2 separate regions of the Homo sapiens genome follow, and region 2 is linked to region 1. The links are chromatin contacts, found by Hi-C or POLR2A ChIA-PET in ENCODE. All regions are on one chromosome and are shown on one strand. Each heading gives the region's core, a stretch centred on a gene start or an enhancer-like site at or near the end of the contact. The rest is flanking DNA. Distances are from core to core; before and after follow the strand shown.

Region 1 (6,248 bases), core at 2,305-4,804:
TTAAATGTGAATATATGAAAATGACGTATGGCAGAGGCTAACATTCCGTACCTTTTAGCTATTGTTAGCCTCTACTATTAATTTACTGTGTGACCTTGGGCAAGACTCTTTCTATCTCTGCATCTTAGTTCCTTCACTTTGTAAAACAAAGAGGTTTTATTGTAAATAATCTTTGACATCCTTCCAGCTCTAAAAATCCTAGTGCCATCTCTGACTCCAGTAAAAGAGAACCTCAGCCTCCGTCTCTGGTTTATGAGCACTTTTCCTGAAATCACAGGTATAAGTCACCTGGGTGATGCAAGAAACATCCAGGTGGATTCTGTCCAAAGTTGATTCATTCCAAAATGTAAAGTTAAAAGGCCGGGTGTGGTGGCTCACTCCTGTAATCCCAGCACTTTTGGAGGCCAAGGCAGACGGATCACTTGAGGTCGAGAGTTTGAGACGAGCCTGGCCAACGTGGTGAAACCCCATCTCTACTAAGCAAACAAACAAACAAAAAATACAAAAATTAGCCGGGCATGGTGGCGCACACCTGTAATCCCAGATACTCAGGAGGCTGAGGTAGGAGAATTGCTTGAACCCAGGAGGCAGAGGTTGCAGTAAGCTGAGATCGCACCACTGCAAGACTCTGTCTCAAAAAAAAAAAAAAAAGTAAAGTTAAAAGTAATTATCAGGCCGGGCAGTGGCTCATGCCTGTAATCCCAGCACTTTGGGAGGCCGAAGTGGGCAGATCACCTGAGGTCAGGAGTTTGAGACCAACCTGGCCAACATGGTAAAACACCATCCCTACTAAAAATACAAAAATTAGCTGGGTGTGGTGGTGCACACCTGTAATCCCAGCTACTCAGGAGGCTGAGACAGGAGAATCGCTTGAACCCAGGAGGGAGAGGTCGCAGTGAGCTGAGATCATACCACTGCACTCCAGCTTGGGTGACAGAGCAAGACTCCATCTCAAAAAAATTAAAAAAAAAAAGAAGTAATTGTCAGCCTTTGCCTCACTCAGTCTGGGAAAACTTCTCTGGGGCCAAAGCTTCCCGGCATCTGGGACTCTTTTCCTCTAACTGGCAGGCCCAGGTGCTGGTCAGTTCTGGCTGAGTCATTTGTAAACCTGCTAGGTGCCTGGTTTAGAAACTTTCTGATTCTTCCCTCTTGGGAGGGTCCTAGGGGAAAATGTCTTTTTCTTTTTTTCTTTGTTTCATGGAGAGAAACAAAAACAGAAAGAAACAGAAATACAGAGAGAAACCTAGAGGCACTATTAATAGAAAGAGACTGAGAAAAAAACACCAGGAGAAAGATTTTTCTGACATTTTTTTTTCTAACAAGAGAAGACAAATACAAACAGAGCTGAAGATAAAATAAAAGCTGATTCCCACCACAACTCTGCAGAATTTCTTGGAAAGGATCATGTTTCAAATAAATACACATGCAGTACAGATGGCGGTATTTCTTGCTTTTTTCCCTACTCTTAACTCTGGGATATTTTGAGCATGCACCTTCCTCCAGCCCAAATGCCCAGTGGAATAATCTTACCTACGTTTCCATTCAGGCCCAATCCTCCTGGTTGAATTCCATAGGAGTTAGAATTATTATCACCTTTTATCACCTTAGAACCAAAGATTCTAAGAGCGAAAAATGACTTTAGAGCACACCTCCTCTTCCTGCAATATTTTACATATGAGAAAACCGAAGCTCAGAGAGGTTAGGTAACTTACTGAGATCCTACAGACAAATGACAGAGCCAGGTTAGATGGCAATCTGTAGTAAGATACATGTCCTTATTTATCAGGTCCCCAGCAAGAAATAGATGGATAATTGAGGAGAGTTTAATAACGACAACGAGAGATGTTACAGTGCCCGAGGGCCAGTGACAGTGTGGAAACCTGATCACTATTGGGCTTCAGGGGACAACAGGAAGGGAGCAGCAAACAAATGAGAAGGGTCACCTGACAGGGGTCTGCAGTGACTCCACTTTTAGGAAGGTGGGGTGTCAGTGGAAAATAAATAACCTCTTTTTTTTTTTGAGACGGAGTCTCACTCTGTCGCCCAGGCTGGAGTGCAGTGGCACGATCTTGGCTCACTGCAGCCTCCGCCTCCCGGGTTCAAGCAATTCTGCCTCGGTCTCCCAAGTACCTGGGACTAAAGGCACGCGCTGCCATGCCCAGCTAATTTTTATATTTTTAGTAGAGATGGGGTTTCGCCATGTTGGCCAGGTTGGTCTCGAACACCTGACCTCAGGTGATCTCCCCACCTCAGCCTCCCAAAGTGCTGGGATTACAGGCATGAGCCACGGTGCCCGGCCATAAATAACCTCTTGTCCCAATCCTCTTTCCTCCTAATCTCCATTGGGAGAATTTAACCAGAAGGCAGAGGACAAGAAGGCCTACTGATAGACCAGGAGTACCCAGTAGGGCAGAGAGTAGATCTGGAGGGGTACATGGAAGCACACCTATCATCACTTTATTTATTATTATTATTATTATTATTATTATTTGAGATGGAGTCTAACTTTGTCGCCCAGGCTGGAGTAAAGTGGTGAGATCGCACCACTGCACTCCAGCCTGGGTGGCAGAGCGAGACTCTGCCTCAAAAAATTAAAAAAAAAAAAAACAAGGAAGAGAGAAGCTGGAGTCTTGGGACCTATGAGCAGATAGTTTAGTGGAAGCCTGGGAGGCCCTCTCCTCCTTCTGTGGAGCAAAAAGTCACCTCTCCAGGGACCTCTTTGACTTGACAGATCCCTTTGGCTGTATCCTGTCTCCTGCTCTCCCTACCTCTAGAATCACCTCCCTACCCTAAAGCCAAAGGAGTCTGAGGCAGAGTCAAGACTCTCAGAAGCAAGTTAAACCAGTTCCTGCAGGCCCTGACATGCCCTGCTGAATAGCCCCTGCAGAAAATTCCTGTCCTCAGCTGTAGCCACAGCTGGCTACTGATGGTAAGAAAGAGACCTGAGGAGGGGAGAGATCTCAAGGAAAACACAAGTCGACACCTTCCTTCAAATACAGATAGAGCCAAACTGGACTTTTAGGAGCTGAGACCGTGCCTGTGGGGCAAAGCTAACACTCAAGTCACCTCTTTCTTGGTCAGCATAGTGGCTACTTCTGCCTGAAAGGACATCTCCAAAGAGCACCAATGCCTGTTTCTTGGGGCCTCCATCCAACTGTGTCAGCTCAGATCCTAGCAGAGCTCCCGGTGTTCTCTGAGAAGCTGCCTCCCAGCAATATCTGAGAGCCCAGGTTTCAGTTTCTTCCTCCAGGTTGCTCAGGTCCCCTGAGTCCCGGGGAAAGGCCACACATGGCTTATTCCTCATGCAGGCAATATGGCTGGGTGTCTTGCCTCACTGTGGTTATATAGGGTAGGCTACAACCAGGGGGAGTACAGAGGTTAATGGTTCAGGATTGGGTAAAGGCCTGGCTGGAGGCTTGAGGGCTTGGAGCTTGGTGTAAAAGTTACCTCCCCCTGTTTCTGGTGCTTCAGAGTCAAAATTATTTGGCCTGACTTTAAGTGAGGGAGTTCTGCCATCTCTCCTGGACTGTAAGAGCTCAGCCGATGACTCAGGGAGCCCTAAGAATGCTTTACAGCTGTGCTCTGTAAACACCGTCACGTTTTATGTTGCAGAAGTTCACAGTCAGCCAAGAGATTTAGTTACCTGCCTGCAGTCAAAAGCTGGTTAATGATTAGAAACAGGATTTAACTGGGAGCTTCAACCTCAGATCCAGTGCTCTTTCTCTAAGCTGCCTCCTACCTAACTCCTCCAATGCTCTATTTATTTATTTCAGATAGGATCTGGCTCTGTCATCCAGGCTGAAGTGCAGTGGTGCAATCATAGCTAACTACAGCCCCAAACTTCTTGTGCTCAAGCGATCCTCCCATCTCAGCCTCCTAAGTAGCTGGGACTACAGGTACGTGCCACTTGTAGTGATTTTTAAATTCTTTTTTTAATAGAGATGAGGTCTTGGTATGTTGACTAGGCTGGTCTTGAGCTCCTGGCCTCAAGCAATCCTCCTACCTCAATCTCCCAAAGCGCTGAGGTTAGGTATGAGCCACCGCACCCCACCTCAATTTATTGAATTTGGTGATCCAGTGATCCAGTGGCAACATTCCATTCCTTCCACAATAAGATCTATTTGGCTTTAAACAAAACACACACACTTCTGAGAAGCTGTATGCTCACATCTTTGTAAATCAAATCTGCAGATAAATGCAGAGGGAAGCTTGATTCAAGGATTGCTACTCTGAAAACCTCAATAAAGTGAAATAAAACCCCAAAAACTCCTTCGAGTTTGAGACCAGCCTGAGCAATAAAGAAAATCCTGTCTCTAAAAAAAAAAAAAAAAAAATTAGCCATGCAGGGTAGTGCATGCCTGTAGTCCCAGCTACTCAGGAGGCTGAGGTGGGAGGATTGCTTGAGTGACCAGGAGGTTGAGGCTGCAGTGAGCCAAGATGGGGCCACTCCACTCCAGCCTGGGCAACACAGCAAGACCCTGTCTCAAAACAAAAACAAAAAACTCTTTCACACTACAGCTACCTTCCTCTCTCCGCAGTCCCTTTAAAAGACATTTTTGTGCATATCTTTGTTTTCTCCACACTCCATGTGGAATTTATGCAGGAGAGGGATCTCCAGAAGCGAGGAGCTAAGCTCTGGCTCCCCCTACTGGGTATATGATGGATTCATTGGCCCCAAATCTCCCATAAGACTCTGGGGCTCTCCAATCTTGTACCTGCCTGTGCTTGGAAAGCCTTTAGAAGGCAGGGCTCCCTAAGGAGAGATGTGACCGTGGAAGGCTTTCTAGAAGAGTTGGAACCTGAACTACATCTTGAAAGATTTTGACATGGGAAGTTGGTAAGCTGGTTTGTAATTATTTCGTCATTTAACAATATATCTTAACAATCATTGTATGTCAGTACCTATAGCTTTACCTCTTTTTTTTTTTTTTTTTTTTTTTTTTTTTTTTTTTGAGACGGAGTCTCGCTCTGTCGCCCAGGCTGGAGTGCAGTGGCGTGATCTCGGCTCACTGCAAGCTCCGCCTCCCGGGTTCACGCCATTCTCCTGCCTCAGCCTCCCGAGTAGCTGGGACTACAGGCGCCCGCCACCACGCCCGGCTAAATTTTTGTATTTTTTAGTAGAGACGGGGTTACACTGTGTTAGCCAGGATGGTCTCGATCTCCTGACCTCGTGATCTGCCCGCCTCAGCCTCCCAAAGTGCTGGGATTACAGGCGTGAGCCACCGCGCCCAGCCTCATTCTTTTTTTTTTATTATTATTTTTATTTTTATTTTTTTGAGACGGAGTCTTGCTCTGTTACCCAGGCTGGAGTGCAGTGGCGCGATCTCGGCTCACTGCAAGCTCTGCCTCCCGGGTTCATGCCATTCTCCTGCCTCAGCCTCCCGAGCAGCTGGGACTACAGGCGCCCACCACCACGCCTGGCTAATTTTTTGTACTTTTAGTAGAGACAGGGTTTCACTGTGTTAGCCAGGATGGTCTCGATCTCCTGACCTCGTGATCGGCCCGCCTTGGCCTCCCAAAGTGCTGGGATTACAGGCGTGAGCCACCGTGCCCAGCCTCATTCTTTCTTTTTTTAATTATTTTTATTTTTATTTTTTTTGAGACGGAGTCTTGCTCTGTTACCCAGGCTGGAGTGCAGTGGCGCGATCTCGGCTCACTGCAAGCTCCGCCTCCCGGGTTCATGCCATTCTCCTGCCTCAGCCTCCCGAGTAGTTGGGACTACAGGCGCCCACCACCACGCCTGGCTAATTTTTTGTACTTTTAGTAGAGACAGGGTTTCACTGTGTTAGCTAGGATGGTCTCAATTTCCTGACCTCGTGATCCACCCGCCTCGGCCTCCCAAAGTGCTGGGATTACAGGCGTGAGCCACTGCGCCCAGCCCTTTTCTTTTTTTTAAATCATCCAGCCCAAAATGTCAAAAGGACAAGCTTATGCTTTTATTTATTTTTATTTTTTGAGACAGATTCTTGCTCTGTCACCCAGGCTGGAGTGCAATGGTGCAATCTTGGCTCACTTGCACCCTTGACCTCACAGGCTCAAGTGATCCTCCCATCTCAGCCTCCCAAATAGCTGGGCCCACAGGTGTGCACCACCATGCCTGGCTAATCTTTTTTTTATTGTTTTTTTATTTTTTTTTAGACAGTCTCACTCTGTCGCCCAGGCTGGAATGCAGTAGTGCGATCTCAGCTCACTGCAACCTCCGCCTCCTGGGTTCAAGCGATTCTCCTGCCTCAGCCTCCTAAGTAGCT
Region 2 (6,531 bases), core at 651-3,150, 220 kb before region 1:
AACTCATGGTTTGATGCCCTCTGCAATACCAAGTTTCATCTGTGTCCTTATGGCTGATAACTGACTTGCATATCTAGCTTCCCGACTTCTGGCTTAATCTTAACCTCTTAAATTTGCCTGCCCCTACAAATCCTGCCAATCGGGATTCCTTTTTGCCTTCATATTACTGATTTCAAACTTGTTTTGTTCCTTTTTTACATTTAATTGTTTATTTATAAAAATAGTTCACATATATAGTTTTAAGAGTAACATGTGGTGTAAGACTTACAATAAGGAACAATCAGTTCCCTACTCTTCCCCATTATTCACTAGCAACCCCTTTCAGCTCTTATAAAAATGGAGAGAAAGTGAGTCTTTTGTTTACTTCCTATGGTTACCTCCAGCATAAAGCCACACTTCAGGTGAGCCCTGCCCCCAGATGCAGTCACTTAGGCCAATATTTACTTAAACCAAATTTTTTGGTTATTGTTCTAGAGTTCAGTTCATAATCATACTTCTCATTAATACTTCTTAAACATTTTGGCCTTCCAGGCCTTTTCTTGCTTGTTGGTATGCATATGTGTATTAATTTCTTTTTACTTCCATTCCCACTTCTATTCCCCTCTGAATCCTTAGGCAAACATTGTAGTATGTTTGTTCGTATCCTTTGGTAGGCACTCTTTTTAAAAACAATTAAAATAAAAATTTTTAAACAACCACAAACTTACAAATTCAAAGAACTATTTTCCTGAACCATTTGAGGGTGAGTTGCCAACCTCTGATAGTTTCACCATTCCTCTGAATATTTTAAAGTGTATTTCCTACAGACAAGTGCATTCCACATCATTATAATTATTATCAACAATTATGAAGTTAATAATTCTCAGCCCCCATTTAGTTTTGTCAGTTATAATAATGTTCTTCATAGCAGAAGGATCTGGTTCAGAGCCAAGTATTTGCTTTTAGTTATCCTGTTTGTGTAGTCTCTTTCAGCCTGTAATTGTTCCTTAGTCATGTCCTAGACTTTCATGACCTTTATAGTTTCGGCAGTACAGGTCACTTACTTTGTGGAATCTCCTTCAATTTGGGTAAATTTTCCCTATGTTCTTTATATTCTTTTTAGGTGGTACATGATTTTGATTTGTCTCATTTCTGGTGATGTCCACTTGGGTCACTTAGAAGATGTTTGCCAAGCTTCTCCACTATCAAGTTACTTTTTCCTTGTAATTCATGAGTATTTTGTGAGGAGGTGCTTTGAAACTACATAAACATCCTATTGCTATTGAACTTCTAATTTATTCATTTATTTATATCTCAATGGACTCATCTCCTATTTCATTAAATGGGTAGTAATGGTATACATTCACATAAAGTGTGTTTTACATGCATGCATATTACATTGGCATAAATAGTATTATTTTAATATATAACTATATAAAAGTATTAAAATATTATCTACATCGAGAAAGTCATATCTAGAAGGGTCAGGATAATTATCTGATTGGTAGTAAGACTCCACCGTAATGAGATAGGTGGGGTTCAACATATTTAATTAGGCCGGGTGCAGTGGCTCAGGCCTGTAATCCCAGCACTTTGGGAGGGTGAGGGTGAGGACTGCTGAGACCAGGAGTTCGACATCAGCCTAGGCAACATAGTGAGACCCTGTCTCTACAAAAAATAAAAAACATTAACCAGGTGGGGTGGCATGTGCCTATAGTCCCAGCCACTTGGGAGGTTGAGGCAGGAGGATCGCTTGAGTCCGCGAGGTTGAGGGTGCAGTGAGCTATGATTGCACCACTGCATTCCAGCCTGTGTGATAGAGCAGACCCCATCTCAGAAACAAAATTTGATCACACTAGTGTTATTTCTAGCTGGCCCGGAGTTACAGGAATCCAGCTGCATGATCCAAATCTGACCTGGTCCTAGCTGTGGTTTGCTGCCACCTGGTGACAGTTGTCCACTTGAGTATAAATATAAATGGGGACAAATCTGGCTAAGACTTCCACACATTGGCAGCAATTTCAGGTATGGTTAGTTGATGCCAAGTTCTTTGGCACAATCCTGGGAGATTGGGCGAGGAGAATGCTGTGAATGAGAAAGACCCATTCTTTGCTTCCTTGCTTTCTAAGACAGGTGGCCTATTTTCTTCTTCTAGGCCTTGCTTTGCCTCTGTGAGGGCCATACTGAATGGTAGGTAACTGCGTTTACTGTTCTATTGATGATTTTAATTTTATCTTAAGTTTTCTTCATATTAACAAGTATGGGGCCGGGTGCAGTGGCTCAGGCACTTTGGGAGGCCGAGGCAGGTGGATCACTTGAGGTCAGGAGTTCAAGACCAGTCTGGCCAATATGGTGTAACCCTGTCTCTACTAAAAGTACAAGAATTAGCTGAATACAGTGGCGCACACCTGTAATCCCAGCTACTTGGGTGACTGAGGCATGAGAATTGCTTGAACCCAGGAGGCGGAGGTTGCAGTGAGCTGAGATTGCACTGCTGCACTCCAGCCTAGGCAACAGAGCAAGACTCTGTCTCAAATAAATAAATGAAAATTGTAATTAATTTTTAACAAAGGAAAAAAAAGCAGTTAAGATGGAAGGCCCAACTGTTTTAGCAGTAAGAGAAACCATGTGGATGATTTGTGTAGGAACTATTTTCCAGCACTTCAGAAATTTGTTTCAAGTATTTATTTAAGGCCTACTATCTGTACTTGGTTCTGAGTATGTAAAAATATTCTCTCTCCCTCTGTCTCAAAAAAAAAAAAAAAGATTCTCTCTTCTAAAGCAAGACTTACCTGGCTTTACCTTTTCTCTCTCTTTTTTTTTTTTTTTTTTGAGATGGAGTTTTGCTCTTGTTGCCTAGGCTGGAGTGCAGTGGTGCGACCTTGGCTAACTGCAACCTCTGCCTCCCGGGTTCAAGCAGTTCTGCCTCAGCCTCCTGAATAGCTGGGATTATGGCATGCACCACCATGCCCGGCTAATTTTGTAGTTTTAGTAGAGACGGGGTTTCTCCTTGTTGGTCAGGCTGGTCTCGAACTCCCAGCCTCAGGTGATCCGCCCGCCTTGGCCTCCCAAAGTGCTGAGATTACAGGTGTGAGCCACCGTGCCCAGCCTATCTTTTCTATTTTAATTCTATTACATATTCTTACCATTTTCAAATTTCTGCTGATTTATTTATCCATCCACAAACATCTTAATTCTTTCTAGATGTCAGACGCAGATGATTAATCACAGTCCTCAGTTTTATGGCCCATGTTGTCATTGGTCTGTGCAAGCAACCTTATTTTTGTTACTTCCTTCCAATTTTTTTTTTTTTTTTTTTTTTGAGACAGGGTCTCTCTCTGTCACCCAGCTGGGAATATTGGCACGTGCCACCACACCTAGATAATTAAAAAAAAATATTTTGTGGAGTCCAGATCTTGCTGTGTTTCTCAGGCTGGTCTCAAGCTCTTGGGCTCAAGCCATCCTAGCACCTCGGCCTCCCAAAGTGCTGGGATTACAGGCATGAGCCACTGCACCCGTCCCCTAATGGTGTAACTTTTTTATGAATTGTTTTAACTGTGTCCCACAAAATGTAGTGTTTTGACAAAGTTTCTTAGTTTCCTTTATTTTTCTTTTTAACACGAGTCACTTAGTATGTTTTAGTTTCTAAATATATTGGTTTTTTAACAAAACTCTACTTTTGATATTAATATCTAATTTCATTATATCATAGTTAATGTGATCTCTGTGATACTGGTTATTTGGATTTTATTGAGGCTTGCTTTATGGCTGTAAACGTGTACTTGAAAAGACTTCCTTCTTTATCTTTGCTGTGTACAGAGTTCTATATATTGTCTAATTGTTGAGAATTTTTTTTTTTTTCGAGACGGCGTTTCACTCTTGTCGTCCAGGCTGGAGTGCAATGGTACAATCTCAGCTCACTGCAACTTCCGCCTCCTGGATTCAAGCGATTCTCCTGCCTCAGCCTCCCAAGTAGCTGTGGTTACAGGTGCCCGCCACCATGCCCGGCTAGTTTTTGTATTTTTTTTGTAGAGACGGGGTTTTACCATGTTGGCCAGTTTGGTCTTGAACTCCTGACTTTACGTGATCCGCCTGCTTCGGCCTCCCAAGGTGCTGGGATTACAGGTGTGAGCCACTGTGCCCAGCCCAGAATTGTTAATTATATTGTTTAGATCTTCAGTACTTTTATTTTTTTCTACATGATTAGTTTCTGAGAAGGGAGTATTAAAATCTGCAAGTGCAATTTTTTTTTTTTTTTTTCCAAGACAGGGTCTCACTCTGTCACCCAGACTGGAGTGCAGTGGCATGATCACAGCCCACTGCAGCTTTGACCTCCCAGGCTCAGGTGATCCTCCCGCCTTAGCCTCCTGGGTAGCTGGGACTACAGGCAGGCACCCACCTCCACATTTTTTTATTTTTTGTAGAAGCAGTTTCACTATGTTGTCCAGGTTGGTCTTGAACTCCTGGGCTCAAGTGATCCACCCACCGTAGCCTCCCAAAGTGCTAAGATTATCACCATCAATGATGGGCATGATAGTTAATTCATATTAACATTCCTGGCCATGATAGTTAATTCATATATTTTTCTCTGCATTCTCTCATTTGTTACTTGACATATTTTGTTACTGTAATTTCTAGGTCACAAACATGCAGGCTTGTTTGTTATGGTTGTATCTTCTTGTTTTATTATTCCTTTTAGCAGTACATACTGCCCCTCATGGCATTTTTTTGTCTTGAATTTCATTTTATCAGATTGTTTCTTCAGCTTTCCTTCAGTTTATTTTTTTCCTGTGATATTTTTCTCTCATTTTTTGTGTTTTGTAGATAACATTGTTGGATTTTGGAACAGATGGACCAAGAACTTAAAATAAGCATGATAATATGTTTAAGAAACTTAGGAATTCAGAATGGTATATTTTATCTGGTTTTTGTCCATCTTTGATACAGTTGTATGTACTCTTTGAGTGATTAATTATTTTGGTTCATGAGTTTGTTTTTCCTGGGGTTTTCAGCTACTCTGTTTGGTTATGTATATTGGGGAAATAATGGAAATCCAAGTTCGATTCAAGTTCTTGTCTGCTTCTGAGAGGAGGGTGATCCCCAGGCAACACAAAATCAGCATTGATCATTCCTGATTGCTGTCATTTTACCATGTAACAACACTGGACACAGTTGTACTTTGAAACTCCTAGACAGTAGTGGAAGGAGACCTTCTTTTAAAATTATAATCTACCAGCCAGGAAACTTGTAAGAGGAAAGGCTGGAACAGTGGATGCTGAGGATGGCCAGTCAGCCTGCATCTGTTTTCATTGAAACCTTACAGCTAGGCAAGGTGCCTCATGCCTGTAATCCCAGCACTTTGGGAGGCCAAGGTGGGCGGATCACTTGAGCCCAGGAGTTCGAAATCAGCCTGGGCAACATGGCAAAACAAAAAATAGCTGGGCATGGTGGCATGTGCCTGCAGCCCTAGCTGCTTGGGAGGCTGAGGTGGGAGGATTGCTTGAGCCTGGGAGGTTGAAGCTGCTGTGAGCCGAGATTGTGCCACTGTACTCCAGCCTGGGTGATAGAACCTGCCTCAAAAAACCAAACAAAACCTTATACTAGCAGGGCTCTTACCCTGTCCTGGTTTTACCGTGTACACACTTGGCAAGCAAGGGACAGGGAATGATTTTCCCAAAGCATAAATGGGTGAGAACCAAGGACAAAATGTAAATGCTTTTTTTCACCCTTCCCCACGTAGCCCTCCTACTCCCGGTCAGTCCTCAGCAAAGCATTATTTTCTGAAGTTTTTTATTTACTTGTATCAATGTAATACTGTATGTATATGTAATTTTAAAAATTAAAAAACTATTAATACTAGGCTTATGATGTGAAACAGTAGTTTCTTGCTTTACCTATTCCCTCCCACATTTCCTCTCTCTAGTCTTGTTTGTTTTCTGGTACATTACTTACCACTAGATTTCTAAATAGTGTGCTCATATTGCTAGTTAATGATTTTTAAATTTTTAGCATTTTCTATTGATTTACTATTGTGGAACATGAGTTTAGCTCTTTCATACCACTCAGCCTTACCTTTACCACCATTTTCCCTTCCTTTATCTTTCCCATTATAGTGATAGCAATATCAAGTGTTTATGTTATTTTAACTATATATAAATACTATGTTGACTCTTCTCAGTTGTGTATGATTACATTACCTTTCTTGGAAAATCTTTTGTTTTTCCTGAAGTTTTCTTTTTTTTTTTCTTTCCATTTTATGTTGTTTCCTTTGTCATTCTCATCTGTAATTCCAGATTTTCTATTAGAACTGTAAAACCCCTTTACTTCTGTCCTTCCGTCCTTCCATCCATCCATCCGTCTGTCCGTCCTTCCATCCATCCATCCGTCTGTCCGTCCTTCCTTCCTTCCTTTCACTTTTTTTTTTTTTTTTTTTTTTTTTTGAGACAGAGTCTCATTCTGTCACCCAGGCTGGAGTGCAGTGGCTCAATCTCGGCTCACTGCAACCTCCACCTCCTGGGTTCAAGTGATTCTCCTGCCTTAGCCTCCCGAGTA

What was found. Hi-C counts contacts between places; a loop is a spot of excess contacts on that map. ChIA-PET counts read pairs that join two places held with the same protein, here RNA polymerase II (POLR2A). Pooled maps may share reads with other maps.
Region 2: a loop to region 1 is called in a pooled map, with 4 times the contacts of the local background. The contact joins two enhancer-like sites. A Hi-C loop is called at or near these places in 3 of 50 pooled maps. POLR2A ChIA-PET finds 5 or more read pairs at or near these places in 4 of 52 experiments (AG04450, HepG2, activated CD4-positive, alpha-beta T cell and 1 more).

What each region holds. Positions count from the first base shown.
Region 1 is chr9:34,069,742-34,075,989 of GRCh38, forward strand. No RefSeq gene overlaps it. Among named protein-coding and RNA genes, the nearest start is that of UBAP2, 24 kb to the left of the region's middle. Within about 2 kb of position 3,555, at least 12 of the 41 ENCODE cell types and tissues checked have a DNase peak (open chromatin) inside an H3K27ac peak, as active enhancers do.
Region 2 is chr9:33,850,496-33,857,026 of GRCh38, forward strand. The region is part of intron 1 of UBE2R2 (ubiquitin conjugating enzyme E2 R2); the gene reads left to right. Among named protein-coding and RNA genes, the nearest start is that of UBE2R2-AS1, 35 kb to the left of the region's middle. Within about 2 kb of position 1,901, at least 14 of the 41 ENCODE cell types and tissues checked have a DNase peak (open chromatin) inside an H3K27ac peak, as active enhancers do.